Regions from separate parts of the Homo sapiens genome. Here region 1 is linked to region 2. Evidence: read pairs that join two places in POLR2A ChIA-PET (ENCODE). Cell type or tissue: HepG2. All regions are shown on one strand. Links, peaks and the distances in the headings refer to the core of each region. The heading gives the core; the rest is flanking DNA.

The links. Peaks named below come from ENCODE experiments on the same cell type or tissue, not always from the same donor. Only the 100,000 strongest peaks of a DNase experiment are listed, where the experiment ranks them.
Region 1: POLR2A ChIA-PET joins it to region 2 with 9 read pairs; 1 of 35 experiments calls an interaction of 5 or more read pairs at or near these places.

What each region holds. Positions count from the first base shown.
Region 1 is chr6:421,326-424,235 of GRCh38, forward strand. No RefSeq gene overlaps it. Among named protein-coding and RNA genes, the nearest start is that of IRF4, 31 kb to the left of the region's middle. In HepG2, for the core only: no CTCF peak of the experiment used is centred there; a DNase peak (open chromatin) is centred at 1,576.
Region 2 is chr6:1,074,660-1,077,569 of GRCh38, forward strand. All of the region lies in intron 1 of LINC01622 (long intergenic non-protein coding RNA 1622), which reads right to left. Among named protein-coding and RNA genes, the nearest start is that of LINC01622, 25 kb to the right of the region's middle. In HepG2, for the core only: no CTCF peak of the experiment used is centred there; a DNase peak (open chromatin) is centred at 1,372.

The DNA.
Region 1 (2,910 bases), core at 222-2,721, 650 kb before region 2:
AGTGGGTAATTTACAAAGAAAAGTATGTATTATTATGATTCTGGAGGCTGGGAAGTCCAAGAGCATGGCACTGGTACCTGGTAAGGACCTCCTTGCTGCATCATAACGTCGCATGGCTGAGGGTGTCGCATGGCCAGAGGGCATGGGCACGCCAGCTCAGGTTTCTCTTCCTCTCCTTAGGAAGCCACCAGTCCCATCATGGGGGCCGCACCCTCATGACCTTATCTAATCCTCATTACCTCCCAAAGGCCCTACCTCCAAATATCATCAGCAAATCAATGTGGGGGTTAAGTTTTCAACACATGAAATTTGGGGGACACATTTAAAGCACAGCAGCTATTACTAACTTGGTATTCATTAGAAGCTCCTTTGAGAGTAGGGCAGTACCTTCTTACCTCAGTGTTTCCTAAATTTTAGTCCTATTTACACTGCCTTCAAACTTTTGATTATTTATTTAAACATTATTTAATTTAAAAATATGACTATTATGCATTTAGTATCTGTTATCTATTTAAAACATTACTTCTTAAAATACTTTTAAAAGTATTGCTATTTTCTTAAAACTGTTGGTTTTAAACATTTTTCTTTAGACGAAGTCTTACTCTGTCACCCAGGCTGGAGTGCCATGGCACCATCTTGGGTCACTGCAACCTCTGCCTCCTGGGTTCAAGCAATTCTCCTGCCTCAGCCTCCCAAGTAGCTGGGACTATAGGCATGTGCCACCACACCTGGCTAATATTTGTTATTTTAGTAGAAATGGGGTCTCACTATGTTGGCCAGGCTGGTCTCAAACTCCTGACCTCAGGTGATCTGCTCATCTCAGCCTCCCAAAGTGCTAGGATTACAGGCATGAGCCATTGTGCCTGGCCTAAAGTTAAATATCTACTTTAGCACCATGTTGAGCAATAAAACGTGTAAAAGCCACAAGTTTGATGGGCCAATGATATATCTATTTTCCAACATCTTTTTTAAATAATTAATAAGAATTAAAATGCCTTTAGATGCATCTGAAGTCCTCTGGATTCCGAAACCCGTGGCAGGTGTAGTACTACTCCTTAGAGAGACACCAAATTCCCATCTGTCTCCCATGGTGCCTAGCATCTGCTTTTGGGGCCTCATGCTTATCAGATGAACAGAAAATTTAATCAATTAAGAATTAATTACTTGATTGATTATTGACTTCAGGGGAGATCTTCATTTTTACCCTGTAACTTTAATCAGTAGGTCAAGTTATAGACTGGAAGGAGGGGTTTCCTCTTTCTCTGACCAACCGTTTTCTCTGATCGGCCATAAATCTCCAACAAGCAAATCTCTCTGAAACCTGGTGACTGGATGCTTTCCTACAATTTCACAGCTTTGTTGGAAAATTCTGCCTTCCTTCTGGATAAGGAACATAAAGTCCTTGTCCATGGTCAGTCTCATAGATTGATTTACATTTTTTCCATGTTGCTGAAACATGACTCTTCTCTGTAAATGATTACATGTTGGAGTCTTTTCCTGGCAAAAAAAAAAAGAGCCAAGAAATGCAAACAACTGAAGCTGAGACACTCACTTCAGAGGTGCCTGAACATTTTAGTCATCCCCGTGGCTATGTTTGCTTGGGTGACCTCGCACCGGAGCTTACTCACCACCGTGTGATTTTGTGACCACATAACTTTTGCTCAATGTTTTAAAGGTTCATGAAACAACCAAGAGGCCTGCTTTCCCTCATGTTCATAAGCAATGGCAAAACAAAATTCAGGGTTTTTTTTTTTTTTTTTTTTTTTTTTTTGACATTTAGGACCCAGGTCATGATACAAAACATTGAACTTTAAAAGATGTTTAGGTTGAAAATTTTAAAAATAGATTTTAACCGTCTAAAGGAGAGAATAAGCAGAATGAGAGATGGAGTGACGTCCCCTCTCAGCGTGAGCTGCCTGGCCACATGCAGCCAACCTGGACCTGGCCGGCTGGTCACTTTGTTCTTAGTCTCCTCTGTGCTGGGAGGCTGTCCCTCCCCTTCTACCTGGTTCCTTCCACCTGGAATCAGGCGCTAGTTCATGTCTCCCCTCACCAGTGACCACAGCCAGAAGAGGAAGGTGAGTGGAGGGGCCATGGGGCTTCCATGGGCTTGTGGCCTGCCTGCCTGGACGGAGTCCCTGCTCTCCCACTGCTCTGTTCAAGACACTCTGGGTGAGGAGCAGGGAGCCCTTGTGCCTCTTACTCTTGATCCCAGACTTTCTTCAGCCTCCAAAGAGAGACCATGTGTGGCACAGGATGCCACCTCCTCTGTAGGATGGAGGCAGGGAGCCCTCACAAAGTCCCTTTGGAGCGCAGAAGAAAAACTCAGCTATGGAACAAGGTAGAGAATGGAAGCACGTTAGTGCTAGCAGAGTCTGCCTGAGACCTGGGTAGGTCCCCAACATTTGGGACGGCTGTTTTTGTCCTGGAGTTTGAAGGAGAAACCCCTGAAAGATGGGTGTGGCCGCGGGGAAAGAGGTGGGGTGTGGGCGGAGGGGGCCTCAGGGCAAGGCTTGGGGTGCGGCGGGGGCTGCAGAGGCTCCCAGTGCCGTGAGACGCGTGGCCGCGGGGCCCGTGCTGGCTGGGACCACCTCCAGGAGCCCGTGGGTGCCCGGGAAGAGGGCAGGAGGTGCTGGGCCCTGCTGGGGAAGAGGATCGGTAAGGACTTGCAGGTGACTTTGCTCGCCTGTCCTGAACAGGGCACAGGGAAGGCTTCCCAGGGCCGTCTCCTTGTGGCCTGGCTCCTGCGGGCCCCGAGCCAGCCCTTCCCGGCCAGCCCAGCACAACAGCCCCGCCAGTCCGAACCAATGGAGAACTGCTTCGCGATGGGAAGCCGACACCAGCAGCGAAAGCACAACTTCCGGCCAGGGGAAAAGCACACCTCCAACCATGCGGCGCTAGGCCTCGGCT
Region 2 (2,910 bases), core at 287-2,786:
ATGACATAGCACGATGTCTAAACTTACATGGTCCTAAAAGGCAAATTGTCTTAAGTCGATGAATGTCCCCCCCTCCCCAGCCCCAATGTAGCCTTGTAGTGAATCAGCGACAGAACAGTCCAGGCTGGACATGGGAATAGACTATTTCACTAGAGTCCACGCTTCCCCTTCTGCCAAGAGATCACCAACTGCACATACATCAGGGTCTAAGGAGCATCTAGCTTAGCAGCCCACCAAATTGTTTGGGCTGTGACATGACCTAAGTCACTTGTTAAATTGATAGCTCATTGATTTCGGTAACCTGGTGTTGAGAATAAGTGAAAGCACAAGAGTGGGTACCTTTTGGGATGCCCAGGCCTCTTCTGCAAACCCTCTTGATGATACAAGGTATGGCCCCCATGGTGCAGGGAGTCACAGCCTCACAGCTGGCTGGACAAATCTTGGACACTGGCTCAAGTCCAGCCAAGTAGCTTCTCCATCCCAGGAATATCAAGTTTGGCCAAGAAATTTCTGGTTATCTTTAGATACCAAACTTATTCAATCTGTCAAGCCATCAAATTAATAAATATTTATTAACCTGATATACAAATATGAAGGTCCTTCTAAGTTTTTGACCCTCTCTGAGGTGTGAGGATTCTAGAAATGAGATGATCTTCTGGGGATGCCCACTAGGAACTAAGCACACCAAGAAGCAAGCAGAGAAGGCTGGTTTGCAAAGAAATGCTGGAAAATGTACAATTCCCCATGTTAAGCCTGAGAGGAGAGACCTGGGGTAGGAGGCAGGGAGGACAGGAGAGAGCCCCGCTGCTTCCAGCCCCCTTCCAGCTCCTGCACCTGCCCCTGGTCCCAGAGGCTTCCTGTGTATTTCTGGTAAGGCTTCCTTTTACTACGCTGTGGTGGGGTTTGGCCCCTTAAAACCAAACAAACTCTGGCCAAGGCAAGCACTGAATTTATTCTGGCAATAACCCACAGATGAGGAATTTAAATGTTGGTTAATTTGTTTAAATCCACTCTTCTATTCACAAAGCATGCTCAGAATGTTTCTTCTTTCAATGGTTTTCCCAGGATTGCTATCTAATGGAACGTGGTTTCCTGTTGTACTCCTGTTAACACAAGCAAGGAAGAGCACTTTGCAGGAGGAAACACACGAAAGTCAGGATTTGTGTTTCCATAGCCTCCTAGTCTCCTAAACTCTTGAACATTTGCTATATTAAATAGCAAAGACAATAGGAATACAGGGCTAACTACCAAATATATTATCTACCAAAGCTAACAAAGTCTATTCAGGTAACTATTCAAAGTCGAACTTCAAAATCATTTAGTAACTATTTATCTGCCCCACCAGTCTCCTACTCAGGTTATTTCAGTCTGTTTGCAAATGTGTGTAAAGTTCAAAAACATTCCGGTGAGCTTGTTTGATTCTCCATGGACATAATGGTCCTAGATTTTCTACTTTTTTTTTTCTTTTTTTTTTTTGCAACGAAGTATCTCTGTTGGCCAGGCTGGAGTGCAATGGTGTGATCTGGGCTCACTGCAACCTCTGTCTCCTGGGTTCTAGCAATTCTCATGCCTCAGCCTCCTGAGTAGCTGGGATTACAGGCGCCCACCACCACCCCTGGCTAATTTTGTATTTTTAGTAGAGATGGGGTTTCGCCATGTTGGCCAGGCTGGTCTCGAACTCATGGGATCAAGTGATCTGCCCGCCTCGGCCTCCCAAAGTGCTGGGATTACAGGCATGAGCCAATACGCCCGGCCCTGCTGTTCTTTTATAATTGGGAGACTTCGAGGTTTGGTTGATAGAGCGCAAGCTTCATGTTCCAGAAGTTCAGGAAGTAAAATCTAGGTTTAGAGACAACGGGGAAGAGGCTCCAATGCCTAGTTCAGTCATGTAGGAACCAGAAAGACTCAGAGCTCCTGCTGCGCCCAGGAGCCCAGCCTCTTGCACTCTGAGAATTTCTGGGTAGAAAGCAGAAGAGGATTCCGGACAGAGGGCAGGGAGGTAGGGCAGAGACCTTGTTGGGCGGAGAGCAGCCCTCCCACAGCTCATGGGAGGGACACAGCCCTACTCCGCCCTGGCCTCTGGGAGCTTCTAGAAAGCAGAGACCCAGACCTGGCTACTGAGCAAAGCCCATGTCGAGGTGTTTAGAGAACATTATACACTTGTCTTCTTAGACCAGGTGTCAGCAAACTGCTGGCCACAGACCAAATCCAGCCCCAGGAGCCCAGTGTTTTTATAAATAAAGTTTTACTGGGAAACAGCCAAGCCCATTTGCTTGTGGATGGTCTGTGGCTGCACGGCAGAGCTGGGTATTCGTACAGCCCAGCCCACAAAGCCTAACATCTTTACTACCAGGTCCCTGACAGAATAAGTTTGCCAGCCTTTTTCTAGACCTATGCTGAGTAATAAGCATGAAAACAAACAAAATTATTGCAAGGGTTCTAGTACTTTCTTCTTTGTGACTAAACCTACTTCAGACGTTCACAGGAGTGGCAAGTTAGGTCATTCTGTTTGGAGTTGGAGTGAAAATGTTATCAGAAGCCATACCCTTGATCAACACTGACGGCTTTCTTAGATAAGCTACGAACTTGTTCTCAGGCTCCCCGCGGGATCTTGTGCTTCTCTGGGGTGCGTGCAGCCACTGCTGAGCTAGGCCAGGGTTGCTGGGCCAGGGGGCCCAGTGAGAGCTGCTAGCTGCGGGCTGCTAGGCTGCGTAGGCAAGCTCCTGCTCCCACCACGGGTCTTACTTCTTTGTGACATTAAGCTCACTTTCTCCGTTCTGCTTTGTGTTAAGACAAAAATATTCCAAAGGGCTGCTACCCTAATATTCCCAATAACTCTATAAGCAGAAAAGAGTTACAATTCTCCTTCAAAAGGGCAGAACCAAACCAAAAATTGTGTTAGGCGCTTAT